Regions from separate parts of the Homo sapiens genome. Here region 1 is linked to region 2. A link is a loop called in an ENCODE intact Hi-C map of the cell type or tissue named here. Cell type or tissue: PC-9. All regions are shown on one strand. Each heading gives the region's core, and the rest is flanking DNA. Links, peaks and the distances in the headings are about the cores only. Region 1 has its middle 18 kb from the start of MIR4433B. Region 2 holds the start of LGALSL (galectin like).

Region 1 (14,837 bases), core at 2,265-10,264, 94 kb after region 2:
TTTGAGCTATTGTTTACCTTGTGCCACCCTAAGACCAACATTTTGGCAGCTTCACATGGTTGACTTCCATCCTTATAAGTAACAACAACAGTTTAAAAATTACCATTTATTGGGGTCTTATTATTTGCCACATATTATTCATTTATTTAACAAATATTTATTAATGCCAAATCCTCTGCTGAGAATACAGTAGTAGTAAATAAAATAGACACATTTCTGCCCTCAGAGTCTCATGTGATTATTTTTAATCTGAATAATATTTCAAGCTATATAATATCATTGCCATTTTTATATTATTCGGATATTGAGTATGTATCCACATAAAGCCTCTAACTTCTTTACACTTAAACTTCTGTGGAAATAGATGTCTCAATTCTGAATTTAACTGTAGGTACAGGGTTTCATTTAATTAATTAAATGATTTTAAAACTTTGTGAAACAATCTCAAATGTACAGAATGTTTGTAAGAGCAGCATTGTTTTACCCTGAAACAAATGAGCACGTTTGCCACATAATGCCCCATGACCCCTGAATACTTTATTGTGTATTTCCTACAAAAAAGAATATTCTTTGACATAACCACAAACCACCATTGAAATCTATTCATTAAGACTGATATATCACTACAGATATGGTTTGACTCTGTGTGCCCACCCAAATCTCATCTGAATTGTAATCCCCACATGTCAAGGGAGGGACCTGGTGGGAGGTGATTGGATTATGGGGGCAGTTTCCCACATATTGTTCTCATGATAGTGAGGGAGTTCTCATGAGATCCGATGGTGTGAAAGTGTTGCACTTCCCTCCTCTCTCTCACCTGTTCCCTGCTCTGCCATTGTGAAGATGTGCTTGCTTACCCTTCGCCTTCCACCATGATTGTAAGTTTCCTGAGGCCTCCCAGTCATGCTTCCTGTTAAGCCTGCAGAACTGTTATTCAACTAAACCTCTCTTCTTCATAAATTACCCAGTATCAGGTAGTTCTTTATAGCAGTGTAAGAACAGACTAATACAATTACCATTCTAATTCTTAGACAAATTCAAGTTGTGCAATAGTCCCAAATATGTTAAAGTAAAAGGATTGAGGCCAGGATCATACATCACACTTAACAGGCAATTCTCCTTAGTCTTCTTCGGTTAGTCTGAAACAGTTCTTCCAACTTTTCCTTGATTTTCAGAACCTTGATGGTTTTGGAAATCGCAAGCCACCCATTTTGTAGAATTTGTAGTCTCACCTTTCCACACAAATAGTCACATCGCAACAATCCTCCTGTGCTCTTGGCGTTGATTTTACCAGGTGCCACGTGATTTCTATTTGTCCCATGACTGGTGATGTTTACTTTGGTCACTTGATTATGGTGGTGTCTGCCAGTTTCTCCACTGTAAATTATTATTTTCCCTTTTGTAATTAAGTATTTTGTGGGGAAATACATTGAGATTATGTAAATGCCCTGTTTTTCATTGAACATTCAATTTATTAATATTCATTTTTTATCAGTATGGGCTCAAAGATTCCTGTCATAGTAAATAGACTAGAATCCATTATTATCACTATTTTGATGCTCAAATTGTCCTGAACACAGCCAGTGGGAGCTCCTTAAAGCTGGCTGCTGTGTCCTTTTGACATGTTCCTGTCATTCTTTGAGTACTACCTGGCTCACAGCCACAAGGTATTCCGAGCTCATATATCTCCGCTCCAGCCCTAGAATTGGCTATTTTTCCAAGGTGCCTGATTCCTCTTAGTGGAACGTGATATTTCCAAACCATGGTCTGGGTCTATCTGAGCCCTGCCTCCTATCCTACTAAGCTGTGCTCAGACCCCCAGTATGATACTGGAACAGGCTGAGCCCTGGCTATGAGCTTGGCAGAGTCCCCAGATCAGGGTACACCTGAAAGTGAGCAGGTCTGGCCCCTCCTGTGCTACAGGTGAAGCCTGGGGATGTGGGGTGGGCCCCATCCGTGGAACCAAACTGGCTCTAAATTATCTACCGAGCCCCAAGCCCTCAGAAGGACCCACAGGAGGTCTGCCCAGCCAAGGGCTTCAGAGTTAAGCTCGAGGAGCTCCAACAACACAAGGCAAACTCTTAATTGCTGCTTCCTGCAAACAACTGAGGAGGGAAGTTGCAAAGAGAAAACTCAGGGGTAAAGGAGCAGGGAGAATCTGTCTGAGATATGCAGTGACAGCCTCCACCACATCAGACTGAAGCCAGTGCAGGCCATTTGCCCCAGGAGGCACTTTCTGCAAACTTTGCTTAAGCTCCCCTCTGTGCTGAGGAATGCCCCCAGCTGGGATGCTTAGTTCCAGCTCACAGCCTGGCAGAAGAAGATGCAATGCTACAAGCGAAGAGAAATATTTCATAGAAAAGCAAGGGGGCGTTGGAGCCAGGCCTGATGATGAGCTCCACCTGCCATTTCCTGAGGCTGCAGCCAGGGCAGGGTGGGGCTAGAGGGGATCTTTTCAGGTTAGTCCTTGCTCACCTCCTGTGACTCTATCTCCTCAAGAGCAAGCTTCATGAGAGATGGTCTTGCTGGACACTATAGGAGGAAAAGAAGGAAGACAGGAAGATCAGGAAGGAAGACCAGGCTGAAGGGACGGGCAAACCACCCTTGACAGCTCTGCCCAGTATGACTGGGGTGGCTGTCCATCTGAGAATAAGAACTCAAAAGGCACATGGATGTTATTTCTCAATGGCAGTGACAGTCTGTGGGTCTCTGATCCTATCAGACTGTCCTCAGACAGAGAAGGAGGAGGTGAAAGGGGAAAAATACTGCCTTGTAAGAATGGGCAAAGACAAAAGTACTTCTAGGCAGGAGGTGAGAGAAGCAAGGTTGGCAGGGCAGAGGCTATCCTATAGTGAGTCTTGCATGCCTTAGGAAAAGGTGCCCATTCTGGGTACGGAGCCCAACGATCAAGAGGTGCTTCTGTGCAAACTTTAAACGGATGCAGTCCCATACCAGAATACACACTGTGGCAAGTGAGCTGTAGCTGAATTTCAGCCTCCACTCATCCCCTCAGCAGGGCATATTTGTGCAGGGTACAACCAACACCACTGTCCATGGTAGCCTTGAGGGTTGACTGAATTTTTACTGAGGGAATATAAATTTGTTGCTTTTCCCGAGTGGAAAAAAATATACACTAAGAACTCTATATTCCCTGCTGAAGATTTTCTCAGCCTACTTTGAGGCCTGAGCTTGGCTGTGGGGAGAAGTACCAGTGGAAGTTCTGACAGTGGGAGGAGGAATTGTATGTTTCCCATACAAGGACTGTCCCGTACTGACAGGAGGAAGCACATTCCTGGTTCATGATGGGTGAACACCCATGAATGGAGAATGGACGCCAGCAAAGACCATGCCTGGCATCGCACAGGGAGGGAGAATTGCCACAGCTTTGGGAATGAGGAAGAAGGCAGGAGACGGCATCCCTGCAGGGCCAAGGAAGAGACTCCCTCTTCCCAAAGGTAGAACAGCTGTTTCCCTGGGACGAGGCTGTGGAGGGAGGCACCTGCATTCCCCAGGCAGCAGGTCACTCTTTCTGTGCAGGTGTGGAGGAGAGAGTGGAGATGACTCAAGCAGGGGAGTGGCTCATTGCTGTTAGGCAGGTCTCAAGGCCCTGGGGTGCTTCACTTTCCTTCTCGCAGCCCCACCACTTTTTCTGTGACCTGAGCTTGTGCTTAGCTCTGTCAGGCTGCCAGTCAGTTCTTACTCAACCAGGAAAATCCATGAACCCCAGAGTCTGGCTGTACAACACCTGCCTAACCAGCAGGCCTGGACTGAGGTCAATGCACAGAAGAGAAAATACAAGTGTGTGTGTGTGTGTGTGTGTGCATGTGTGTGTCGAAACACGTATATGTATAGGGAGTGAATGGAATGTCCATGGAGAAAGAGACCTATTTTCTGTGGGTATTCTCCTGAAATCATCCTTACTTTAGCTCTGGGGGGCACAGCTCTTGGATGAGGTAACCCTGTGGAAATCACGACCTACTCTCACCTGAGTCTGCTGTGGTTTAAAGGAGCAGGAGTAACTGAAGGAAGAAAGGGCTCATATTCAGTGGCTGTCCTAGGTATGGGGTGAGGGCTCTTCAGGGGGACTAGAGGGGTCAGACTGTCAGTGAGGGGGCTGCAAGGCTGTGGCCTCAGGTCTAGCTCCATTGAGGGACAGAAGGCCCAAGAGGACCTGCTCCTCATCACTCAGCCTGTTCCTTCCCCCAAACGTCCTCCCTCCCCTTTTACCTACCCTTAGGAGCCAGCGCATTCCCCCTCCTCTGTTCCTCCTTCCTCACTAATTCTAGCCTCTCCTGTGCTTGTGATGCAGGAATGAGCAAGGGCTGAGGGCTGCAGTCCTGTCTCTGGGAGTGAGGACCACTGCTCACCCTTTCATGCTGACTGCCATCCAAGGCGCTGAGCGTAGTAGGCTTTCCCCTGGGGGCAGTGAGAGCCAGCTGTTTCCCTGCCCTATGGAATCGCTTCCTCTTCCTTCAGTGGTTCTTTGATCCAGTGAAGGCCCCCAGAGTCTCAGGCTGGCATGGTGCATAGTCAGTTCAAGTCAATTCAGTCTCTTTGAAGATGTCCGTGGAACTTCACAGCCACACTACATTAAGTCTGCTTCCAGGAGCTGACCCTGAGATAAGGGTTTGTGCACATGTGGTTATGAAGGCTGTGCTCCCACGAAAATCGCAAGGGAATGTGGACAGTGGAACAGAAAAGGAAAGCAAGGGGCTACCTCAGGTGAAGTCAGCAGCAGCCTGGCCCCTGAGGAGCTCTGGAGTAGAAATGACACCTTAGAGTTTGTTCCACCTTGAGGCAAGCGAGCTGAGTGTCATATGGTTATCAATCATTGGCTGCAGGTGGCCTCGAGGGTTCATACATTCCCAGCCTGTCTGCTCCTGAAGGGTGAAAGTGGCTCTGTTAGCTTGAGGACAGGACTGTTAGGGAGCCACAGGGGCAGGTTGTTCCCAGCAAAGCTCCCACAGCTGGCGGGGGTGGGCTGTGGGGAGGGTTTTGAGTGGATCTGGCCGGGGCACTGACAGAGTGTGTGGACGCGAAGGGCAGCTACAGCATCTCCCTTGGAAATCAGCCGGCGTGGGCTGGGGCTGGCAGCAGATGACAAAGGGCTCTGAAACTGTGGCAGGGAGGATCTGTCAGAGTGGGGAGATTGGGTAGTTTAGAGATCATTATGGGCATCCCCTATAAGACTTCTCAATATCAAGCTTTAAGTGGAACCAACAGATTTGCATGGCAAAGTTCAAGGTGTTGTTTTCCAGAATCATCACATTTCTCCTTCCCACTCTGTTCCTTCGCCTTCCTCTTATCATCAGGCTTTTTCATTCTACGGAATTCCTGTGTCACCTGCTGTTTGGACCACTCTCTGGCTGCTCACAGTGCCTTGACGTCCTCACAGGGTTAGTTCCTGATGGTTGTTATGCACGCAGCTGTGGAGATGAACTTGGATTTGATGCTCAGCTCAACCACTTACTGTGTATCTTGAGCAAGTTACTTAACTCTGGTAAGCCTCACTTTGCTCTGTAAAATATCATAATAGGAGGACCTACTTCACATGTAGTGTGAGAATTAAAATAGATAATTCACGTTAAGTGCATAGCAAGGTATCCAGCATGGTTTGCGCTCAATAAATGTCAGCTGTTGTTTCCAAATAATTGTCGTTATTCTTGTGTGCAGACAAGGTTTCCACACATATCTTGGTTCTGTCTGAGGGCAGGCACCAGATACGGTACCATATGCACTTAAGTAGGTGTTCATATGTGCATGGGGTTTACACACAGAAAAATCTGGGCAAGGAGAGAAGCCCATAGGTTCAGGACCCCTCAATCAGCAAAGCCTAGGATATCCACATTCCTCATGCTGGAGCTACCGCCCTGATATCAGAGCACAACATACACAGAGACAAGTGCCCCCTGGTGCCATCCTGCCTTTTTTACTATGCCAGCACCAACAGCCTGATGAGGGAGGCTCCCCTGCCTGAGGGAGAAATGTTCTCCAGGAGGAAATATAAGGCTTGGCAGGAGAAGGCAGTGGAAAGGAGGCTGGAGATCAGGCCATCAGGGAGGGCAGGGAGCAAGGCTCCCACGTGTTCTGCTTTGCCTGGGACAGCTGTGAGCCAAGTCTCAGGCTAGTCAGAGAACAAGCAGGTTCGACTCTGCGTTTCCAGGCCAGCCCATGCTGACTCAAACGTTACTCAGTCCTGGGCGGGGTCACCTAGCTCTCTCTGAGTCTGCCTTATTAGAGCCTTAGCAGTCCCCAGACTGGCTTCCCTGTTTAAAGCCCATGCTTGTCACTCTTTCCACTGCCACAGAGAATGGGGCTGAGTGTGCACGGCACTGGCTACCCGCTCCATGGGCTGCTGCCTCTGCCAAAGGGAAGATAAGACTTCCCTTCATCCACAGCTGCTGCCAGTGAGACACACTCAGGTAGGGGTGGCGCCCAGCCTCAGAGAGTGCTTTCAGAGTGCCAGGGAGAAGAAGGAGGCAACACCGCATGCATCTTGCTGCAAATAAACAGAATCCACCCTGGAGAAAGGGATGAAACAGGGGGTTGTGTGAGTAGTCCAAGGTGGGCAGGAAGTGGGCGTGTTGGTAGCAGGCAGCTGAGCTCTCTGAGGGCATTCTGGCCATTTTGCATAAGCATCACAAAACCTAGGAAACGTATGGTCAGTCAACCAGGAAAAGCCGAGAAAAAATGAGACACAGCTGCTTGTCAGATGTTACACACATGCTCAGTGTGAGAAGCCCTGCCAGTGACACACACACTCATATATGCACACACACACTCAGGCACACGCACTTGCATGTGGCATCAATGTCCATGTTGGAAGATGAAGGATGGCCACTAATAATACTCCCCTTTACCTTCCAAGTTTTCAGAAAACCAAATAATTTGTAGTCTTGTTCTACATGCACAGGCTGGTCTAACCTAGACAACCCCATTCCAGGTCTTTGTGGCAGAATGATGTTAGAACTCACCCTCTCAAGGCCTTCTAGGAACAGTGGGAAGTTAAAACTGTGGGGAAGACAGTGGGAGGTAGATGAGTCAAACCTTTTGTGGTCATGGACAACTTTAAGAATCTGATTAAAATTGAGGGGTTCTCTCTCTTTAGAGAAATGTGCATAGAGTGTATTTGTACAATACTGACATGTGACTCCAGGGGGTCATGGATCTCCCTCCCCAAGAGCCATGTATGAGTCCCTGGTTAAAACACCCCATTGTGAAGGATTCCGAATAGGAACTGAGCTAAACAAAGGCAAAGCACCAATGATGCTGGCGTCTCCAGCCACCACCCCCAGAGTCCCCATCTAAGGGATGTCATCCTGAGACTCAGAGAGTGACAGATGACAATGTCAAACCAGTGACACATCTCAAAGAGAAACCATCCATAATGCTTTCTCAGAACCACCCATTAGGTTCCAGACCTTCCAGTGTTCAGGGTACCACATTCCTAGGCCAGTAGGAGAGCAGGTGTGGAATGGCTGGATGAAACACCTTGAGGTGACAGTCCCCCCACCATCACAAATAGGAAACCAGCCTATTGTGGGGAGTTTCCCTGCCTTGTTGGAGGAGGCAGCAGCAGAACAATGGGAGTGTGGAGAAGAATCCCACACGGAGTGCCCTGTATGGGAAACTTGGAGACAAGCTCAGAATGAACTGTGATGCAGAGTGCACACTGACATGCCACTGCAGGTGCATCTCAGAAGGTGAACTCAAGGGCACGGGGACTGGGGCAACTGTCTACTTCACCTTGCTTCATGTTCATCCATTCACTGAGCTATCATTTATTGAGCTCCTGTGATGTACTAGACACTGGAGAAACAGACGCAATGACATGGCCCCAGTCCTCAAAGAACTCACAGTCTATCAGGGGAAACACAGCCCTACACTGCACATGATGAGGCAGTGCCATCTGATGAGTGCAAGCCCAAGCTTCTCTCTGAAGCTGAAATTATACTGCTGGAAATCGGCATGTGTTGAAGAAAAAAACCTTGTGCAGTTTGTGCCAGCATAGTCCAGAGTAGGACTCTCAATCTTGGCTGGGTATTAGAATCACCTGGGAGGTTTTGTTAACCTATCAATGACCAGACCATGCCCCAGATGAAGTAAATCAGAGTTTCTGGGTAAGGTCTCAGTCATCAACATTTTTTAAAGCCCTCCAGGTGATTCCAACATGTAGCACAATTGAGAACCTCTGGCCAGAGCTTCACATTCTCCTCTTGTGTGTACTATTATCCCAGTGTTCCCTGAATGGAAGCATTCATGATTGAGGAGTTTAGGACCTTAGGGAACAGCCAGGATGGGGTTGGACTCGTGAGTAAATTGACTTAAGCAAAAAGAGCTTTCAAACATTGTTTTATGTTCATGTAACTCAGTGACCAGTCCACTACTGACATCTTCAATTTCTCCAGGCTTGATTGATGCCATGAACACAGAGAGGGATCATGGTTTGTCTTGCTTACATCTAAGGCCCAGAATCAACTCTTCTGGATTGAATGACGGTTAATGATCTCTTTCCTTCAGGCGGAACTTTCTTTCCATCCCTACCTGAAAGGGTATAACCTGGTCCCATAGTCCCAGCAGAACAGTCATCATAATTTAGGGAGCATTTCCCAGCATTCCAGGAAATATGTAGGATGTGGACGTTTGTTGGTGTTGAGGTGCAGAAGGCAGTGATTCAAAATATCACAGAACCAGTAGGAAAAGGCAGTTCAGTAGGAATTCGCTCAGGGAAAATGACACACAGCTGCCTGTCAGGATACTGTACACATAGAACTCCAGGTGCCACACACACACACACACACACACACACACACACACACACAGAGAGAGAGAGATTTTATCAGCAGGCAGCATCATCCAGAACAAAGGCAGCAAGAATAAATTCCTTTAATTCCCAAATGCTCAGAAATGCCTATCGGCCCTTGGTTTGGATGGGTTAAACTTGGAGATTCATGAGACATTGAACTGAGAGAAGCCACATAGAGTTGTATGAGCCAGTCTTGCGCTGGAAAGGTCTGGGTTGGTGAGTGACATTTGGGAGTCAACAGCATAAAGAGGGTGTTTCAATCCCCAGACAAGGATGAGGTGCCTCAGGTAGAAGAGACTAAGGAGGGCAGAGGCTGGAACCAAATCCTGGACTGCTTGGGCTATTAAAAGCTGGGTAGAGGAGACTGGGCAGACATGGTGGTGAAGGAGAAGGGACACCTGGAGAGGGGTTGGCCCAGGAGGCAAGCAGGGGTCCAGGAGGAGGGAATGGGCAGGGGGAGAAGACTAGGACAAAAACATGACCACTGGATTTGGCAACAGGGCAGTCACTCGGGCTTGAACAGGGCTATTTCAGTGGTGTGGTGAAGGCAGAGGCTACGGCAGTGAACAGGGGACTCATTCTAGAAATGTTGAGTGTGGTGGGAGCAGAGGAGTGCAGCTGCAGCTGGGGGACATGTGAAAAGGGGAATTTTTAGTGTGTATTTTTATGCAGATGGGAATAATTCTGAGGTCAGGGAGAGGGAACAAGGCAGTAGAAAGGAGAAAAAGGGGGTATCCCAAGGAGTTCAGTCCCTGGGAAGATGGGGAATCTTTCCAGAGGAGGGAGGATCTGGCTTTGATGAAACAGGTATTTAGTTACAGTTCATGTGCTGAAGGACAGAAGTAAAGGTTATTCTACTTAGCTGGGAGGGAGAATACTTCTTGTTCTTTTCCCCCAGGTGGTCTGTGCTTGGCGGGTACTGGAGAAGTCTCCAACAGCAAGATTCCTGTCAGTGGAACATAGGCAATTTATACTCCCCTGCCCTGAGCTAATCAGAATTTCAAAAGGCATATTTAGACGTACTGTATCATATCTGAAACAGTTATGGGTGAGTGTGGGTGGTTTACCACTATCTAGGTCACATGTATTAAAATATAGAAATCTGAGCTCTCTTTAATCCATAAGATGAAAGTAAATATTACCAGACAGCAACAAGAGTACAAAAGAATGTTCTGTCTGTGTGGCCTCAAAAACAGAGTTTTAGAAAAAGTACAGCAAGAGTCCCAAACAGCATGAAGAAAACCAAAATAACACTCCTCTACTCTGTTTCTAACTCATGAAGTAGTGATCTAGTCTTTATCCCACGAACTGAAGGAAGAGCCAGTCACCCTCAAGAAAGCAAGTGACTATGACTTGTGAAAATTCTTACAAAGAGTGTTGCATGGACATAGTTACTGGATTATATTTCTGGAAATGAACTACTCGTGGCGAAATCAGTCTTCCAGAGAAAAATTTATTCAGATTTTTATAACCTTGTATTTCTTCTCAAAAATTGAGGAGGAGATATCCAATGAAACAGGAAAAAATATGCAGAGAAGGACATTGTTTTAGTTGATTCTTGAGTGCCCATAAGTGAAGTAGGGGCTAATATGCATTGATCAAATGAAAGAGGGGAGAGACTTCCATGAGCATGAGGAAAATGAGGAAAGCGTTCGGCGTCTTGCCCTGCTGGAAAGTGCTTGGCATCTTGCCTTTCTAGTGCCCTCAGTACCGAGTCCAACCTGCACCACACCTTTCCTCCATGTGAATTTCCTTCAACATCTACACATTTGATCACAGGCTGTCTTTCCAGAGCTCTTGAGACATTTCCTGTTCTCTGAACTTTGGCTCCCACCCTTTCCCTCTCCTCCTTAAATTCTCCCCCTTAGTCCCCATGACAATCATCACTTTCCTGAACACATTAATTAATGCTACTTGAACCAAACAGAAAAATGTATCCACTCTAGGCTAGGTAAGCAATGACATGCTGCTCTAGGGTGGGACCACGAGCTCTGTTTGGTTTGTCTTTGCCCGATCATTTCCTCATCCTCCTAAGTTCAAATCAGACAGATGGCCCAGAAAGTGCAATGGGCAAGTGGTCTGCTTCCCTTGGCCATTATCTCCAGGATGTGCTGTGGCACCGGGAAGTTCACACACCATGAGAGATTTCAGTGACATTTCCAGGGCCCTGTGGAGGGTGGGAATAAGTGGAGAAGTCTGGAAAGTGCCCTTGGCTGAGGCCAGAAGGAGTTGGGAGCTTGCCTGCAAGCCCGAGAAGGTGACTCACTGGGAAACAACCTTATAGATGAGTGATGAGTAGGGATGTGGCCAGGAGTGGCGTGAGGAAAAGATGCCTTTGACACATTCTAAAGCTAAGGTGGCAGGGTGGTTCAGCATTTCTCCCCAGCTTGCCTTGTGCTCTCTCCCAGTCCAGCTTCTGCTCCCGCTCCAGCTCCGGGCCCTGTGGGACCAGCCCTCAGAAGGGAGCTCCTCCCTCCCACTCTCCCGCTGATCTCCTCAACCATAACCAAGAGAGTGAAGGAAATCAACTGCTATCTTGTTGTACGTGGTGACCACAAAAACAAAGAGTTGTGCTTGTGGTTTGGAATGTCATCTCAGTTGTGAGGATGCGTGTAATCCTGAGTATGCAGAAGTTTGCTTGTGGTTGAAGGTGGGACAGATTACAGACTTCGTCATGTGTTTCTAGGAAACACTGATACCCTTTCCTTGGGGATTATTATTAGACCAAAGATGTCACAGGGGGAAAACCTCAACCACACTGATGGCCTCAGATCCATGCCCTGTTAGCTTGGCTCTGGGGTATCCAACTGCACCCACACTGGACACTATGCCAGTCTGCAAGATTGGGGGGCTGCCTCTGCCTGTGCACGCTGTGGTACCCAAGTATGACCACACTGCTCAGTGCTCAGTACCAGCTAGTCTCTTCCAGAAAGAGGTGGATGGGTCCAATCTAACTTATAAAACCTATTTCAATACTATTTTTAAAGAAGTTCCATTACCAAGAAACTACTAAAAGTTATTACCTATTTGCAGGGTGGTGGGCATAAAGCTGGGAGAAAGGGTTCTCAATATTTACTTTTGTAATATTTGTTTATTAAGATTTTAATTTTAGTTTTTTGTGTACTGAGTGTTTATATTTATGAGGTACATTAGATGTTTTGATACAGATGTGCAATGCATAATACTCACATCATGTAAAATGGGGTATCCATCCCCTCAAGCATTTATCCTTTGTGTTACAAACAATCCAATTATACTCTTTCACTTATTTTAAGATGTACAGTTAAATTATTATTGACTATCATCACCCTGTTGTGCTATCAAATAGTAGGTCTAATTCATTCTTTCTATTTTTTTTGTACCCGATCACTATCTCCACCTTTTCCTTATTATTACCAGTGAGTTTTGTACGTTCAGATGATTTCTTAGTAGTCATTAATGTCATTTTCTTTCTGACTGAAGTACTCTCTTTAGCATTTCTCTTTTTTTTTTCTTTTGAGACGGAGTCTTGCTCTGTCGCCCAGGCTGGAGTGCAGTGGCGAGATCTCGGCTCACTGCAAGCTCCGCCTCCCGGGTTCACGCCATTCTCCTGCGTCAGTCTCCCGAGTAGCTGGGACTACAGGCGCCCACCACCACGCTCGGCTAATTTTTTGTATTTTTAGTAGAGACGGGGTTTCACTGCGGTCTTCATCTCCTGACCTCGTGATCCGCCCGCCTCGGCCTCCCAAAGTGCTGAGATTACAGGCGTGAACCACTGCACCCGGCCTCTCTTTAGCATTTCTTATAGGACAGGTCTGGTGTTGATGGAATCCCTTAGCTTTTGTTTTTCTGGGAAAGCCTTTATTTCTCCTTTATATTTGAAGGATATTTTCACTGGATATACTATTCTAGGGTAAAAGTTATTTCCCTTCAGCACTTTAAATACCTCATGCCACTCTCAGTAAGGTTTCCACTGAAAAGTCTGATGTCAGATGTATTGCAGCTCCATTTTATGTTATTTGTTTATATTTTTTTCTTGCTGCTTTTAGGATTCTTTCTTTATTCTTGACCTTTGGGAGTTCAATTATTAAAAATGTCTTGAGGTAGTCTTCTTTGGATTAAATCTGCTTGATGTTCTATAACCTTCTTGTACTTAGATATTGGTATCTTTCTGTAGGTTTGGGAATTTCTTTGTTATTATCCCTTTGAATAAATTTTCTACCCCCATCTCTTTCTCCACCTCTTCTTTGAGGCAAATAACTCTTACAGTTGCCCCCTTTGAGGCTATTTTCCAGATTCTATAGGTGTGCTTTATTATTTTTTATTTTTTTCCTTTGTCTCCTCTGACTGTGTATTTTCAAATAGCCTGTCTTCAAGCTCACCAATTCTTTCTTCTACTTGATCAATTCTGCTATTAAAAGACTCTGATGTAGTCTTCAGTATGCCAATTGCATTTTTCAGCTCCAGAACTTCTACTTGATTCTTTTTGGTTACTTCAATTTCTTTGTGAAATGTATCTGATAGAATTCTGAATTCCTTCTCTGTGTTATCTTGAATTTTTTTGAGTTTTCTCAACACAGCTCTTTTGAATTCTCTGTCTGAAAGGTCACACATCTCTGTTTCTCCAGGATTGGTCTCTGGTGCCTTATTTAGTTCCTTTGGTGAGGTCTTGTTTTCCTAAATGGTGTTGATGCTTTTAGATATTCTTTAGTGTCTGGGCATTGAAGAGTTAGGTATTTATTGTAGTCTTCACTGTCCTGTAAGGGCTTGTTTGTATCCATCCTTCTCAGGAGGGCTTTCCAGATATTTGAAAGGACTTGGTTGTTGTGATCTAAGCTGTATCTGCTTTAGGGGGCACCCCAAGCCCAGCAATGCTGTGGTTCTTACAGACCCTTAGAGGTACTGCCTTGATAGTCTTGAACAAGATCTGGAAGACTTCTCTGGATTACAAGGAAGAGACTCTTATTCTTTTCCCTTACTTTCTACCAAACAAACGGAGTCTCTCTCTTTCTGTCCTGAGCCACCTGGAGCTGGAAGTGGAGTGACACAATCACCCCTGTGGCCACCACCACTTATTGCACTGAGTCAGACCTGAAGCCAACACACTACTGATCTCACCCAAGGCCTACTGTAACTACTTCCTGGTTATGGCCTATGTTTGCTAAAGGCCCTGGGACTCTACAATCAGCAGGTAGAAAAGCCAGCCAGGCCTGTGTCCTTCCCTTCAGGGTGGTGAGTTCTAGTGCCCAGGTATATTCAGAGGTGCTGTCCAGAAGCCAGGGACTAGAGTCAAAAACCTTAGGCATCTACCTGGTGTTCTATTGTACTGTGACTGAGCTGGCACTCCAACCCCCAAAACACAGTCCTTCTCACTCTTCCCTCCCCTTTCCAAGGCAAAGGAGCCTCACCCCATGGCCACTACAGGCACATGGGGAGTACTTCCAGACTACCACCAATGTCTCCTTAAGGCCCAAGTGCTCTTCAGTCAGCTTGTGGTGAATGCTGCCTGGCTTGGGACTCACCCTTCAAGGCAGGGGCTCCTCTCAGGACCAGGGCAGGTCAAGAAATGCCATCCAAGAGCCAAGTTCTAGAATCGGAGACCCCAAGAGCCTGCTTGGTGCTCTACCCACCTGTGGCAGTGTTGATATCTAAGGTGCAAGGCAAAGTCCCCTATGCTTTTCTCTCTGCTTTTTTCAAGTGGAAGGAGTCTCACCCCGTAGCCACCACAGCTGGGAATGTGCTGAGTTTCACCTGAAGCCAACAAGTCTGAGTCTTACCCAAGGCCTTCCCTGTAGTACCTGGGTATCGCTGCTGGCTTCTCAGGGCCCAAGGGCTCTTCAGTTAGCAGGTAATGAATCCTGCTAGAACTGGGTCCTTTGCTTTAAGGCAGTGGATTCCCTTCTGGCTCAGGGTGTGTCTAGAAATGTCATCCAGGAGCTAGGATCTGGAAAGGGGGCCTCATAACTCTGACTGGTGCCCTATCCTGCTGTGGCTGAGCTTGGTATGCCAAGATGCAAGACAAAGTCCTCTCCACTCTTTCCTTTCCTCTCCT
Region 2 (14,837 bases), core at 3,412-11,411:
AAAATTTTAAATAATAATTTTAAAATACTTCTGGAATAGCCCAAAAAGTAGAAGTCACTTCTATTAAGTTTTAAGTAGATATACACACTCACTCCAATTTTACTGTAGAAATGGACAGATTGTCTAAAGCCTGCTTTCTATTCCCCCAGAGCCTGATTGTTATTTATACTCCTTGGTTTTGGTTATTGCAGAACTAGGGCTCTGGTCAGAAATAACACCTTACATACCCGAATACTTTCCTGTGGAAGCTTTACATTGCATTTTCCATCCTGAAATTCTCACCTTAGACCTTACAGGCCCAGGAGAGGGTGTGAATATTGTTTTCAGTTTACAGCTAAAGCCCCTTACTAATTTGGGCTATACCTGAATCAAATCATCACATCATTTAGATTAATCCCAATAGGCTTATCCAAGCGGTTCCCACTAACCTCACAGAGAAACAAACAGTTAACATTGTATTTTCACACTAAGCTGCCTAAGGGCTTGGCTGCTAATGAGTTAGCTGATAGGTAGACAGAATAAGCGTGTCAATTCCAATCAGTACACGCCCTGCTCCTCTAGTTTCTGCTGAATTATGCAGTGGGTGGGAATGGTTGGCCACTCAAAACAGTCTTCCTATGGGGCTCTTCCACCATAAGTTGGATCAAAACTCCACAAATGTATTTCAAGGTGCCCTTTAAGTCTCTCAAATTTAGGGACTTTTAAGTGACAAGCCATGAGAAGTTAATCACAGGCTTGAAAATACCTGGAACCACAGAACAGCCCCCACGGAACAGGCTGAATATGGTTAAATAAGTTGGCTGGTACATAAAGCTTTTCAATGTACAGCCAGTCTTGTTGGATACAGTGTCTTCTTATATAATACAATGGAACTGTGCTAAACAGTTTCAAAGTTGAGAAGAATCCAAATGTATCACCTATAAAAAATTCATAATTTTAGTTTATTTTAGACTTTGGTACTGAAACACTGTCTACATTCTTGACACTTGAAAATGACATGGTCACTTCAGTGCCTCTGCATGTTGTGTAAAAAAAAAAAAAAAACTCAAAAAAGGAAAGCAGGACAAGGATGTGTCATTACAAGACACAGTATGCTGTACAAACAAAACCTAAATTATATATAAATACACCCCCACCCCAGAACCCTGTCTTCCCTCACTACCTGATCAAAGCAATGCCAAGGGTCCCTCCCTCCAGGGCCAATGTAGCTTTTAAAGTCCAGAACCCAGGACTTTAAGCATCCCTTGCCTTGCGGTGACGTTTACAGTACTGCAACCTCCTGTTGGAGTCACCTGTTTGATCAGTTCCGTAAGTGCAGGGTAACACCTACAGCTTAATTGGAAGCATTCACTCTACTGGCTGGATTCAAAGACCTGGAGTCCTGGGAGTTAACCTTTCAGATAAACTAACTGGATCATTTCCTAATCTGGATCCTATCTAATCCTACTATCTCCTCAGAGCCAACACAGTAGGAAGCATCTTCTACTCTGAAGCTTCCAAAGGCATTACTTAGGGATATTGGTGAGGGTCACATAAGAAAAGTTATACAATGAGCTAACAGCTTAAGTTGATATAAATTACTTCCAAGTAAGTTATTCAGGGCCGTTTGCTTCTGCTTTACACTGCATTCCACAGTCATTTTCATATTATTCTTTTAAAAGTTTATACTATAGTCACTTTAAAAATTGTCTAAGCAATCACCTCTTTGTGTTTTTGATTAATAACAACTTAATGAGCTATTATATAAATCAAGAGAGAAATAATTAGTCTTAAGGAAGCCAATAATGTGCTAATTCCCAGTAAGGAGAAAAAGCAATGTAAATAGAATTTTACATAACCAACAATAACTTGGAAAGCAGTTTTATCAAAATGGTTTTGCAAAGGTTTCCCAAAAGCACTTACAGCAGTTTATATCAAGAGATCCTAAGTTTAGGGGTATGGAGAATCTCAATTCTTTAAAGCAGAAATTCACCTGTTTCATAATTGTAATATGTAATTTTCTCCCCTTGGACCTAAGATATTTATACATTCAAAAGTTTACAACTTGCTGTTCTTGAGACATTGTTCATTCTTTAATACATACATTGAGTATAAATAAATAACTACAAGAAAGCTTCAACAATCTGAATTAACATTATGCTGTGCAAAACAAAAACAAAAACAAAAACAAAAAACAAAAAAAAAGTCAAACCTTGAACAACCTACATTCTATGTAAATACCCTGACTAAAATATTGGTTGTGCTACACAATTCCACTTTAGTGCAGAAATGCATTGATTTCACTGTACCGTTGTTGTTGGCTTTTTAAGTGTCTTTAGCACTTCTGTTTCTAAGCATTGCCTTGCTTTGAAAAGATGAATAATTTGCTACCAAATCACAAATCATCACAAATCCATTTTAGTTTGGTCTGAATAAAATCCAGCATAAATGTATTATTTTATTCTGGGTATAATGGCTCGGTGTCTTTGTCCCAACAGCTTTCTTCTTAAGGGCAAACCACCCTTAAGTGAAACTTGCCATTTGTTTTTGTTTTCTTTTTAAGTCTCCAGATCTTGCTAGGACACTTCTTCCAGACCAACAGTCAGATAGTTGTGGCACGTGATCCTATTTGAAATAGAGGTGGTTTAAATCAGCCAAGCTTGGTGATCTGGAGGTCTCCATTTATCTTTATGGTGTCAATTGCAGATAACGTTTGAATGCGATGGTAAAAATCAAAAAGTTGGTGTCCATCCACAAACACTCGGAAACGTGGGTGCTCACAAAGAATTTCCACCTGGAAGAAACAAAATAATAATCCACAATTTCAATGAACGCTACTGGGGAAAACAAACAATACTTCATTTTAGAGAAAGAAAGGCAGTATCTTCAGTGGTTCACAAACATCAGAATGCATTGAGACCTGCAGAGGGCTTGTTAGAACACAGATTGTTGGGCTCTACCTCCAAAATTTCTGATTCCTGTGTAGAATGTAAGTGTAAAAGCTTTTTCCTCAAGTAATTTACCATAAAGTTCAATTACTGGTAGTGTGCTATGATGGGTTTATTAAAAGCATTGGCATTCACCATGTAAGGAGGCTCCATATGTGATACTAGTCACATTTATTTTATATTACTAAATTTTATCACCAAGAAGGGCCTATTTCACTTCAGTTTTGCTGTTGGGAGCATTATATTCCTCCTGGCAGTCAGAAGCTGTGGTTACTCACATTCATGAGCTATGCATTAAGGTTCATCACTAAGAAACTATCCTAGCCAAGAGGAGCCCAAGGGGACATCACCATTCTAGAGAAGGGGATGAGGAGAGATAATGGGTCAAGGGTGCCTTCCAGAGACTATAACTAGAAGTGCAACTATCTCAATTCTACCACCAATGCAAAAATCATGGATTCTTATTTTCCCCAGAATGTAAGAAGAGAAGTGAAAGAATTACTTCTTCATGAGGCACTTGAAAATTTCTAGATGAAGGGTAACCAGTTAAGTGTAGTTGTGTTTTATTGGGCTCACATGTAACATGGAGCTTTTAACTGAGTTGTCATTATTGTGATGTAATGTTAAGGTGTAATGACAATTCATCACTAGGTCTGACCCCTTTTTAACACCATTACTACTTGCATTTCCCTTTATTTTTTTTTTTTTTGACAGAGCCTTGCTCTGTCACCCAGGCTGGAGTGCAGTGATGCACACATAGCTCACTGCAGCCTTGAATTCCTGGGCTCAAGCAATCCTCCCGTCTCAGCCTCCCAAGTAGCTAGGACTACAGGTGTGTGACACCATGGCAGGCTAATTTTTTTTTTTTTAAAGGCAGGGTTTTTGCTGTGTTTCCTAGGCTGGTCTTGAACTCCTTTGCTCAAGCAATCCTCTTGCCTCAGCCTCCCAAAGTGGTGGGATTATAGGCACAAGCCACTGTGCCACTACCTGCATCTCTTATTTGGCATTGCCTTTCATAGAGGAAGGGGCTGCTAATGCTGCTTGATTGGATGAAAAGTTTGGATTGTGCTTCCTGCCCAGAAGATAGTGGGGAGCAAATCTTTATTCATCCAGCCCCAAGGGAAGGAATTTGTCAGCCACACAGCCTGTAACCATGAAATAGACTGAGGCTAATTAATCCAGAGGGGGAAACAAGGACACGAACATGGCCTCATTAGCAAAGGGAACAAGAGAAAATGAAATGATCATCATCATATTCTTTAAAATGTCATACAAATAAAAGAGCTACTTATTAGCTCTCAACCTTATTAATATTAATATTTAATAAGTGGGTACTTAGTATTGATTAATCAATCAGATATTTGGGGGTAGGTATCTACTATATGTTGGGTACTACATAGAAAAGTTACTTATTCTTAACAATTTGGACATGTAAATATGGGTCTATTTAAATGTATGACCTGAATAGAACTAAGAAGATACTATGGCAAGTGTTAATTTATATCAGCAAACAGAGCTCTTTTGATCTTTTTTTTTCACCATTGGGTGACAAATTTCCTGGACATGCAGAAATTCTGGCTGCTTCAAGTGTTCTTGGCACACACTAGGTAAGTCGAACATTATCAGCCTGCCAGTGGCTGGAGCCGAGGCACTCGAGGTACTCACCCTGAATGGCTGGTCTGGAATGAATGGAAAGTAAGGGATTGCTGACTGTTCTTCACCCCTCTCCCCAGATATACAAGAATTTCTGAGTAGCTGCCGATCTGTGAACACAGCTTTGAGTTCGATTGCCACATCGGCAGGAGGGTCTTCTGAGTCCCCACAGGTCAAGCTGATTGCAAAGCTGAAAAGAAAATCATCCCACTGATTAAGGGTTGGATATAAAAACATTTCAAAATGACCCAAGTGCTTATATTTCTTCTTCCTCCTCTGGGTTTGTCCATTTTTAAGAGGCCACTACTCTTCAAGAGAGGTTAGATTATGGAGAAGTAAGTCAAACCAGCTTATTTTGTTACCTAAAGCAAGCTCTGGTGAAAACTTTGGTGTTGAAAATGACTAAAATTAGAGAATTCCACTTCGGAATTCTCAAAAACAGCCACAGAAATTGACCAGGGGAAATAATGTTAAGTTGGGTTCTTATTCATCTTGATAGTTCTTGCTCCTGGCACCATGTTTCAAAACCATTAAAAAAAAAAAAAAAAATCCTCTGGCCTCCCTAAGGGTCAAAGAGAAAATGTGGGCCTATATTTATAATCTCTGATATAAATAGCTGTCTGGAGAAATGATGGCTGGGATTCATACATATTCGTTTCATGGGAACATGGTACTTTCTTGGCACTGGCAACTAGCAACACTGTCCACAAGGAGAGGAAGAGGAGTGCTAAACCACAACAGAAGTGGGCAGGGCTCAGCCACAGCCTGATAGTTCTGTCCTGACAAAGACTCTGCCTTACCTCTCTGGGTTGAGGTCTACGATGCCCATCACTAACACCTTCTTGCCTGGTCTCATGCCACCTTTAATGTGCCCACAAAATGGAACTATCTGAAAAGGGTGGGAGAAGAAAAATGAATTTTACAGCCTGTTAGGGAAAAGCCAAGACCTCAGACCCTGAAGGCCTGACCCACTGGAAAATGCAATAAACAAATGAATAAAATTTTAAAAAGCAATGAGAAAGGAGGAAGGTACAGGCAGAGACACAGAGCAAAATCATTTACCAGTCGTGGGAAGTACACGTCCGCTTGAACTGGAGAGCTCAAAGAGTTGTTTAAATGGCCATCATCTAGTTTCTAAAAATAGAAGTACACAGATTGGCTTTCCATGGGCTCTTTTTTGGGGGGCTGGAGGAAGAACCCACACAGATGTGGTGGAATCCAGCAGCCTTCCACATGCACACAGTGTCTGCAGATGATGCCTCTTCACCGTCTCTTAGATAATCTCATCACCCCCGAACAAAACCCATCCTTTCCACCCGGTAGTTAAGCCTCTGAAGATCCGCAGACCCTTCAGATCCAGATCAAAATCAAGGTCGAGGTCCACCGAAGAGCCAGAGCCCCACGCCGGAGGAGGGCAGGCCCCTCTCCAACCGTAAACGCTTCTGGAAGCGCGGTGGGCCAGGCCTGTCCTTCGGGACGTGACTGAAGTGCAGCGGCCGTGCTCAACTTCTCTCGGGAGCCCCGGGCGCCGACCCATTTCCAAGGGGGAATCCCCGGTACGTCGGGGGCGGTGGCGGGGCGCGCGCCCCGGACACACTCACCCACGCGCACACCTGGCTGGCGGTTGCACGGCACAGAGGGGGCTGTCGGGCGTCCCTACCCGCCATCCTCCCCAAACTCCCTCCCCAGCCCAGAGCCCCGCAGCCCGGGAGCCTCTCCAGCCCCTAACACCGGCCGCGCGCAGCCAGCGGCTGCTAACAGGTACCGGGCGCCTTCCCACGCGCCGGGCGCCGGCCGGGCCTGCGGCTGCTCAGCACCCCAGCACTGCTGGAGCAGGCGGCGGCGGAGTGCGGGACGGCGGGGAGGGGCGCCTCGCGCGCGCCCTGCCACACTCACCACCACGGCATCGCTGTCGGCCACTGATCCCGCCATCTTCTTGCCCGGCGCGGCGGGGTACGTGGGACGCGGCGCGCGGGCGGGGATCCCGGGGCTGTCCTGCGCGGGGCGGGGGCGGGGGCGCGGGTCCGAGCTGGCGGCGGGCGCGCGCACACACGAGGGGGCGCGCGCGCGCGCGCCCGGGGCCCGGCGCCGACCTGGCAGGCAGAGCCTGGGAGGAGGGGAGGGGAGGGAGGCAGCGCGAGCTGGGAGGGCGAAGGTGCTTGCCGCGGCCCAGAACGGCCCCGGACCCGGGCCGACGGGGCTGCTTGCTGCCGCTGCCGCTGCCGCTGCCCGACCAAGAAAAGTGGCGAGGGCCGTGCCGCGTCGGCCCTGGGCAGCATTTAAAGGCCTCCGGGGCCCGGCTCGGGAACCGGGAACAGGGCGGGGACCCGGCGGGGCTGCCGCGGCTTGCTCAGCGGGCCCTGCCCCTCGGCCATTGGACGGTGGCGGAGGCCGGGGCGGGAGGGACGGGCCTGTCCGGGTCCGGGAGGGCGGGGGCCCTGTCGGCTCTCACCGGCCAGAGGGTGGGCAGGGCCGGGGCTGGAGAAGTGAGGGCCCGAGCCGGTCAGGTGACAGGTGCTCGTGCCACCCGCGCCCCTCCCTCCAGCCTCCTTCCTCCTGCCACGTCCTGGGCGCTGGTGGGGCGATGGGAGGCGAGGTCGAGGGAAGATTGGGTGCTGGGGGTGGTATTCCAGAGTGGGAGACTTGGCAGGATTTCTTTCAGAGAATTCCAACAAAATCGGGGGAAGGATTCATTCTGCTCTCTAGGGCAGAAAGAGAATGGAAGGTCTGAAGGCTTGCAGAAATAAATGTGTGACCTGAAAGAACGAAGCAGAGAGGACTCAAGGTAGGGACCTTTCTATCCCAGGAGGCTAGATACAGAAAGGTCGCTCTTCCCTGTGGAAGGACAGGCAGGTCTAGGGGTCCCTGGACTCTCTCGAGCAGGAGTCAAAGCCTTACCAAATCAAAGTGGGCGCAGTCACTGTCCTCAGAGAGCCTCCATTGAGCCCTGTTTTTAACAAGTCACTTGCCCAGTCTGGGGTAGTCAGCTTCTCACTGAAAATCTCCTCATACCCTTTGTGGAGTACTTCCCAGGGGATACACACCTCTTTTATTCAAGCCAGAAATTCCTTTATGGCATTTCCACACTAGGACGATTATGTAACTTCTCAGATAAAGCTGTATCAACATATCCTCTATTAGGTGACATCCTTGGCTGAAACATTCCATTGCATGAATCACCGGGGCGTTCTATGCTAATAAGCAGGGAGCATGTGTGACCTACTGCAGTCCCAGAGGGCCCCTCAGAGGCTCCTTTTTTTTTTTTTTTTTTTTTTTTTAAATTGAGACGGAGTCTCCCTCTGTGGCCCAGGCTGGAGTGCAGTGGCGCGATCTCAGCTCACTGCAACCTTCGCCGCCCGGGGAGGCTTCTTTCTTCTAGTCACTGCAATTGGCTGTGTGGCCTAGAACATCAATGTGGCTTTTGTGTCTTAGTTTTCCCTTTATGGACCAGAGCTAATGATGGTAATCTCAGTTGAGCAGGGAGAATTACCTGCACACGCCTGTAAGCCTCACTCATATCCTCTGGAAGTGGTTCTTGAACTAGATAGAGGCTAAAGCGCAGTACGCTTGTGGCTGCAGCACACTTTGTTTACCAGTCTTAGCTCAAAATCACACTTTATTACTTTAAAATGTTAGGCACTTATAGGAAATGATTGACATTTGAAAGCATACTTTAGTATGTATCAATTTCTGAGAGTCTGGTATAGAGAAGAAGCATTAAAGTGCAGTAGTTCTTTATCATTAACTGAGTGACACAATAAGGGTGACACTACATGTGATGGTGGTTAAAGAGCCGGTGTCTCGCGTTCAAATCCTGGCTCTACTATTCACTAGCTGTGTGATCTTGGAAAAATTACTAAACTTCTCTGTGCCTTAGTTTCTTCATCTGTGACTCAGAGATGACAATGATGATAATAATGCCTATCTCAGGTTATTGGGAAGATTAAGTAAATACCTTCCTTAAAACAGTATTGGGGACATAGTAAGCACTTATTATACCAAAATACTGAGTGCCTGCTGTATACCAGGCACTGGGGATCCAGCAGGCTACTTTTTTGCTGAGCTTACATTCTAGTGGGCAAAGGAAATCAATAAACAAAATATGTCGGGTGACAAAAGTGTTAGGAAAAAGTAATAAGGCCAGGTGCGGTGGCTCATGCCTATAATCCCAGCAATATAGGAGGCTGAGGCAAGAGGATCACTTGAGGCCAAGAGTTTGAGACAGGCCTGGGCAACACAGAGAGACTCTGTCTCTACAAAAATAAAAAAAAAAATTAGCTGGGTGTGGTGGTGTGCACCTGTAGTCCCAGCTACTTGGGAGGCTGAGGTGGGAGGATCACTTGAAGCCAGGAGGTCAAGGCTGCAGTGAGCTGTGATCTCACCACTCTACTGCAGCTTGGGTGACAGAGTGAGAACCTGTCTCAATAATAATAAAAATAATTAAAAAGCCAGTAGAGAGAGAGATAGGAGGTAGGGTGATGCTATTTATACAGGATGGTCAGGGAAGCCACCTCTGGTAAAGTGACATTTGAGAAGACCCCTGAAGGAGGGGGGTGAGTCATGTGGACATCTGGAGGAAGAGTTTGCTGGCACAGGGAACTGCAAGGGCAAAGTCCCCAAGTACTGGGGCTGGGGGCAGTGACTGAGGAGATGTGTAGCTAGAAATGGATAGCCCTTCTACACTGTGGTTGAGGATTGGCTTTTACATGGGGAAATAGGAAGATATTAAAAGTTTCTGAGCAAAGGAGGGACATAGTTTGCCTTCTATTGTAGATTCATCCACATGCTGCTGTATGGAGTGGCCTTTGGAGAGAGGGTGGATGATAGGAGGGAGGGTAAAAATGGGACCTAGGAGATTCCTATAGCATTCCAAACAAGACGTGATGGTGGCCTTGACATGGTGGAAGTGGTGAAGATGTGAGAAGCCCTGGGCCCTTGATAAGTCCCAGCTGTTATCCTGCAGCTTGGAGAGTTCATATGGTCTTCTGAGCCTCAGTTTCCTCACTTGCAGAATTAAGGGGCAGAACTCATTCATCATTCCCTCTTAGCTCTTAGAAAGCTCTGGTTCATGAAAAGCTGTGTAAATACTATCTAAATTGAAATGGGTTTGAGAGTAGGTGCTGCTGAATGAAAATAATCTTGGGTTGAATCTTTTGATAAGTGCTTTTGTAGGGCGAAGAATAACCCTTTGATTTGTTTTGTAAGTGGAGTTTAAGATATTTGGATTGCTGGAGATGAGTTTCTTACATTTTAGGAATGTAAAGAATAGGAAGGTACTAAACGTGCTCAGAATGTTTTATCATGGAAAATTGCCTTTTATTCCAAAAGTGCTTGATTCCTTCTCAGTCTATAGAATGGTTTATTTTGAATATGAAGAGCAGAGAGAAAGCCTGAATGAGTTTTTTTGCTGTAACTAAAAGTTGAGCAGGGTCAAACTATCTCTTATGGGGAAAAGCCATTAGCAAACTAATGAATTATAGAGCTTAAAAAATTCTTTTTTGAGTTGTATAGCAAAGAATAGGCAAAATTTGCTCCATGCTTTGATTATAGGTATTTGTGTGTAAAAACATTAACCAAATTGGGACCCATTTATGAAATGCAGTAGTTAAATTTCAAGATGAACCATGTTACCACTGGAAACTACTAAAAACGTTAAAGAAGTGGGGAAGGCAGTCAAACAGATTATTAGCTTTGAAAAAAAGTACAAACAAATCTTTGAAGATGGGCTTTGCTAAATGATTTTTCCAGAAGAAAATAGTAGATTACTTCCTTTTTACCTTAACATTTTATATGTTTTGTTCAAATGTATGCACATGGAATTTCTAATATTGGGAGGAAGAATAAATATTGATGACAATTCAGCAACTATTTTATCAGTATTGCTACATGCCGTGGTACTATGGAGATAGGTGAAAATGCATGAGTCTCATCCTCAGGAAACTTACCGTCTACTCTGGGACATAATGGCAGGATGTATTAGTGGGTAAGATAATAAAGGCCTCAGACCCACAGCCTGAGCACTGATGTGGGGAGATTCACTCCCATTTGGAGGATTAAGGCCACTTTCTGAAGGAGGTGGCATATCCCTAAGCATATGCATAGCAGCAACTGCTGCAGAACTACAACAACAAGTCTTCGAAGACCACACTGCAGCTCTGTTTGTGGCCTGAATTCTAATCCCACTCTTCTCTCTGGTGTGGCAACCAGCTGAACTGAACCCCTGCTCCCAGAGGCTGCCTTTCGTCTGTGCCTTGGTCCAGAGAGGCACGTGCCTCCATCCCTTCCACCATGCCTGCCATCTGAGGCCTCCTATGGGCCATGATCCCAAGGCCCAACTTGAACTTACAGACCACTCATTTTCTATCGGTGTGTATATACACATTTTCTAAAGCAGGGTTTCTCCTCACAGTAGTGACATTTTAGGCTAGGAAACCCTTTTTTGTGGGGGGCTGTCTGATGTGTTAGAAGACGTTGAGCACTAGATGCAAATAGCACTTCCCCCTCCTAGTGTGACAACCAAAAATGTCTTTAGATATTGACAAATGCCCCTCTTGGAAGGGAAGGCACAAATTGTCCCCAGTTGAGGCTCAGGATACACTACCCCAAAATGTAACTGTAGGAGGCTAGAATATGGCACCCCAAAATATACTTCTTTGGCATATTTTGAGCTGATTATTCTAAGAAACTGCAGCTGGAAAAGCTGTCCTTTTGTAAAAGAAATGTATATCTATAAAGGAAATCTAATACAGTATCTGCATCATGAAGAGGGCTGCTCCAGACAACTTTTATTTTCTGGGTGACTTTATCTACATAACAAGATGACCTTTATTCACCATACGTTCGTACTTTCACCCTCCCACAACTTACGTTGCCACCATCCTCTTGAAGCCCTAAGCCCTATTCCTTTCTGTAGCTCAGGATACTATATGAGCTCCAACCATCTGACCCTTTGGAGTCTCATAATGTGTGGGACTCCCGTGTGTATGTATGTAATTAAAATGTTTTCCTCCTGTTAACCTGTCTTATGTCAAATTAATTCATAGTCCAGCCAAGGAACCTACAAGGGTAGAGGGAAGCCAGTTTTCACCCTGTAACAACCAATGATCTAGAAGGTTCCTTAAGATTCCTATTATCCATATTTATGTATATGATATGAAATTTTTTCCAGTCAAATCTAGATTTGATACATGCACATCAGAAACACCTTCCTTTTTATTTGGCAAGTCATTGCTTCCTGATTACCTAGGAGCACTTTGCAAATGATTCCACAAAGAACCTCTAAACTGAAGGATGACCCATGAGGGACCCTGTGGGTGTAGCTGCCAGATCAAAATGTCTTTGTAATATTGAGAGATTTGTGTGCATTGTGCATTCTGTTCCATAATATTGCCATGTTTATTTTGATGTGGACATAATGTGCTCCCCACGCCTTTACCTATAGTACAGCATCCCAAATGTTTATCTTGTTTACCCTGCAGCTTTGACTCCCTCCTCACCCCAGCTCTCAAAGGATGGTGGTATTCCACTTTGAGGAATAAGACACTGCACAGTGTTACAGGTCCATTCAAGCTTTCAGTTCTGCATAATTGCTTTTTCAGGCCAGTCCGCTCATGATCAATATTCATGTAGGCAGCAAAATACACAAACTCAGCATCCTTTTGTTTACCTACTTAGGTAGGAGGGCAAACATTTATCAGGCTGTATTTCTATATTTCACAATGTGATTATGGTTCTTAATTATTTTAGGAACTATGGTCATGGTTATCAAATAATTATTTTAGACACACACAAATGTGTGTTGTACCAAAGTAATTAGGGGACAGCCATAAAACTTGGCAGTCAATGCCAGTTCCAACATTTCACTTATTTTTGGTTTATTTATGAGGAGACTAGAATGAGCCTTCTGCTTGTGTTTTAATTACTTAGTGCAGAAAGGATTGATTTCAGAAAATCTCCAGCTTAAGAAGAGAATAATGAACGCATTCCCAGGAGGAGCTCAAGGCTTCAAAGGTATGCTCTGCTTCAAGCCCCGGGGAATGTCACCGTGGACCCTTTACGTGTCTGAGAAGTCCTCCCTAGAACAGAAAGCCTGGCCAATGGAGAAGTGGAATGCGCGCTGTCCAGGGAAACAGAACCCTTGCTTCCAGCATTTGGAACTGACAGTGTGAATGAGATATTTTAACACTCTTTCCAGTGGAGCTTTTTGTGTATAAAGAGTCAACCATGTGCTTCTGAGCCTTCTCTCCAGCCTCACCTTTGGCAATTCCAACAGGCGGGTCTGTGGTCAGCCAATCTTTTACCCATCAGGAATGTGACAGGCCTGTGTGGCGGTGCTCCAGGCCTAATTATGCTCTCTCATTATGCTTGTCATTTCTGTTTTCATTTGCTCGTTTATAGTTCTCCTCTTTACCGCCTCTGTGATTTTATTTTCTTGTTGTCAAGTGGCATAAAGGGCTTCTTAGTTTTGTAGTTTCATGGAAACTTGCCTGGCTTGGCTGGGTGGAAGAAGACCAAGATTTGGATTTAGCAGTCATTTGGAAATCCTGACTAATGGGGAGGAAAACCCAGGAGGCATGTTGCCAGGTGGTCATTTGATTTTTGGAGGAAACATATTTGGATGACACAGATTTCTGGATTTTTTCAAAGGTGAACTACACAGAGTATGGGTTAACAGCACAGCTTCTGAGCAAACCACCAACCAGAAGAGACCTGGGAATTTAAACCTGGCATCCAAATTTGATTGCCCAAGGTGACTGAGAGAAAGCATACTTCATTTATTTATTCAAGAACAATTTATTGAGCTATGCTCTGTTTTAGTTGCCATTATGATAATTTTTAGTTTTTTTAAAAGAGCAAAAACGACCACATGCATTACTTGCACTTAAAATACTTGCCCTCCTCTTAGATACATATTTCCTAAGGATATCTCTGCTAGCCTCATATCATAGATTCCTCCCCTGCACAATGCCTCTTCCATGTGACATATTCAGAGTGGATGTAGGAGCTCCCTTGCCAACATGGCAACAGAGCCCAGAAAATCAAAATGAAATGCTTTCAATTCAGGGGCTCGTTGCATCCCACCTCCATTTAGGTAATATGATTTCCATCTAAATCCAGTTTTTCTGGTACATGTTGATTTCAGGCCTGAATTGTTCAAATGATTATCCCATAGAGAAAGATTAAGAGTTGAAGAAAATGTTTTAAACCGAAGAAGAAATTCACATTGACAGTCTACATTGATTCAACTCAGCACATTTCATTCATTCACATTATTGGCCTTTGTTGGTTCAGTGCTTCTCTGAAACCTGATAATTAGTTCAAACTGTATAAATTCAGGAGGCTTTGGGCTGGCACGACTTTTTAAAAGATTGCCGTGTGTGTGTGTGTGTGTGTGTGTGTGTGTGTGTGTGAAGGTGGGGTAAAATGGAGAGGGGAAATTTCAGCTTTTTAAATTTTAATTTTAATTGTTATGTATTATTTGCACATTTTTATGGGGGTTCATGTGATATTTTGTTACAGGCATAGAATGTGTAATGATCAAGTCAAGGTCTTTAGGGTATCCATCACCTCGAGTATTTATCATTTCTGTGTGTTGGGAACATCTCAAGTTCTCTTTTTTCGCTATTTTGAAATATAGAATACATTATTGCTAACTATAGTCACCCAACTCTACTATTGAACATTAGAACTTATTCCTTCTATCTAACTGTATGTTCGTACCTGTTAACCAATCCCTCTTCATCCCCTGCCTCCCTCACACCCTTCTCAGCCTCTGGTAACAATCCTTCTACTTTCTACCTCCATGAAATCAACTCTTTTAGCTCCCACATATGAGTGAAAATATGTGATATTTGTCATTCTGTGCCTGTCTTATTTCACTTAACATAACGATCTCCAGTTCCATTTATGTTGCTGGAAATGATATGATTCAACTGTTTTTTGTGGCCAAGTAGTATTTCATTGTGTTTATATACCACATTTTCTTTATCCATTCATCCATTGATGGACACTTAGGTTGCTTCATGTCTTTGCTATTGTGTATAGTGCAGCAATAAGCATAGGAGTGCAGGTATCTCTTTGATATACTGATTTCCTTTCCTTTGGATAAATACCTAGAAGTGGGATTACTGGATTTTATGGTAGTTCTATTTGCAGAGTTTTTTTTTTTTTTTTTTTTGAGAACTCTCCATACTGTTTTCCATAATGTCTGTACTAACTTACATTCCCACCAACAGTGTATAAGAGTTCCCTTTTCTC

The links. Hi-C counts contacts between places; a loop is a spot of excess contacts. Peaks named below come from ENCODE experiments on the same cell type or tissue, not always from the same donor. Only the 100,000 strongest peaks of a DNase experiment are listed, where the experiment ranks them.
Region 1: it touches region 2 in a loop (8-fold over the local background); 7 of 110 quality-filtered maps call a loop at or near these places.

What each region holds. Positions count from the first base shown.
Region 1 is chr2:64,351,543-64,366,379 of GRCh38, reverse strand. No RefSeq gene overlaps it. Among named protein-coding and RNA genes, the nearest start is that of MIR4433B, 18 kb to the right of the region's middle. RefSeq lists an enhancer at 2,337-2,476. In PC-9, for the core only: CTCF peaks have their summits at 2,420 and 5,879 (motif pointing left); DNase peaks (open chromatin) are centred at 3,569 and 6,179; H3K4me3 peaks cover 430 bases; H3K27ac peaks cover 5,432 bases.
Region 2 is chr2:64,446,221-64,461,057 of GRCh38, reverse strand. LGALSL (galectin like) reads right to left here and starts at 6,896. Exons shown (of 5, transcript NM_014181.3): 1 at 6,477-6,896; 2 at 5,643-5,714; 3 at 5,381-5,469; 4 at 4,593-4,770; 5 at 1-2,773. The coding sequence starts at 6,512. The coding sequence ends at 2,630. It overlaps LGALSL-DT (LGALSL divergent transcript), which reads left to right and starts at 6,180. Exons shown (of 3, transcript XR_002959392.2): 1 at 6,180-6,533. RefSeq lists silencers at 6,250-6,549, 6,640-6,709, 6,720-7,139. In PC-9, for the core only: no CTCF peak of the experiment used is centred there; DNase peaks (open chromatin) are centred at 6,367, 7,027 and 7,727; H3K4me3 peaks cover 3,579 bases; H3K27ac peaks cover 2,542 bases.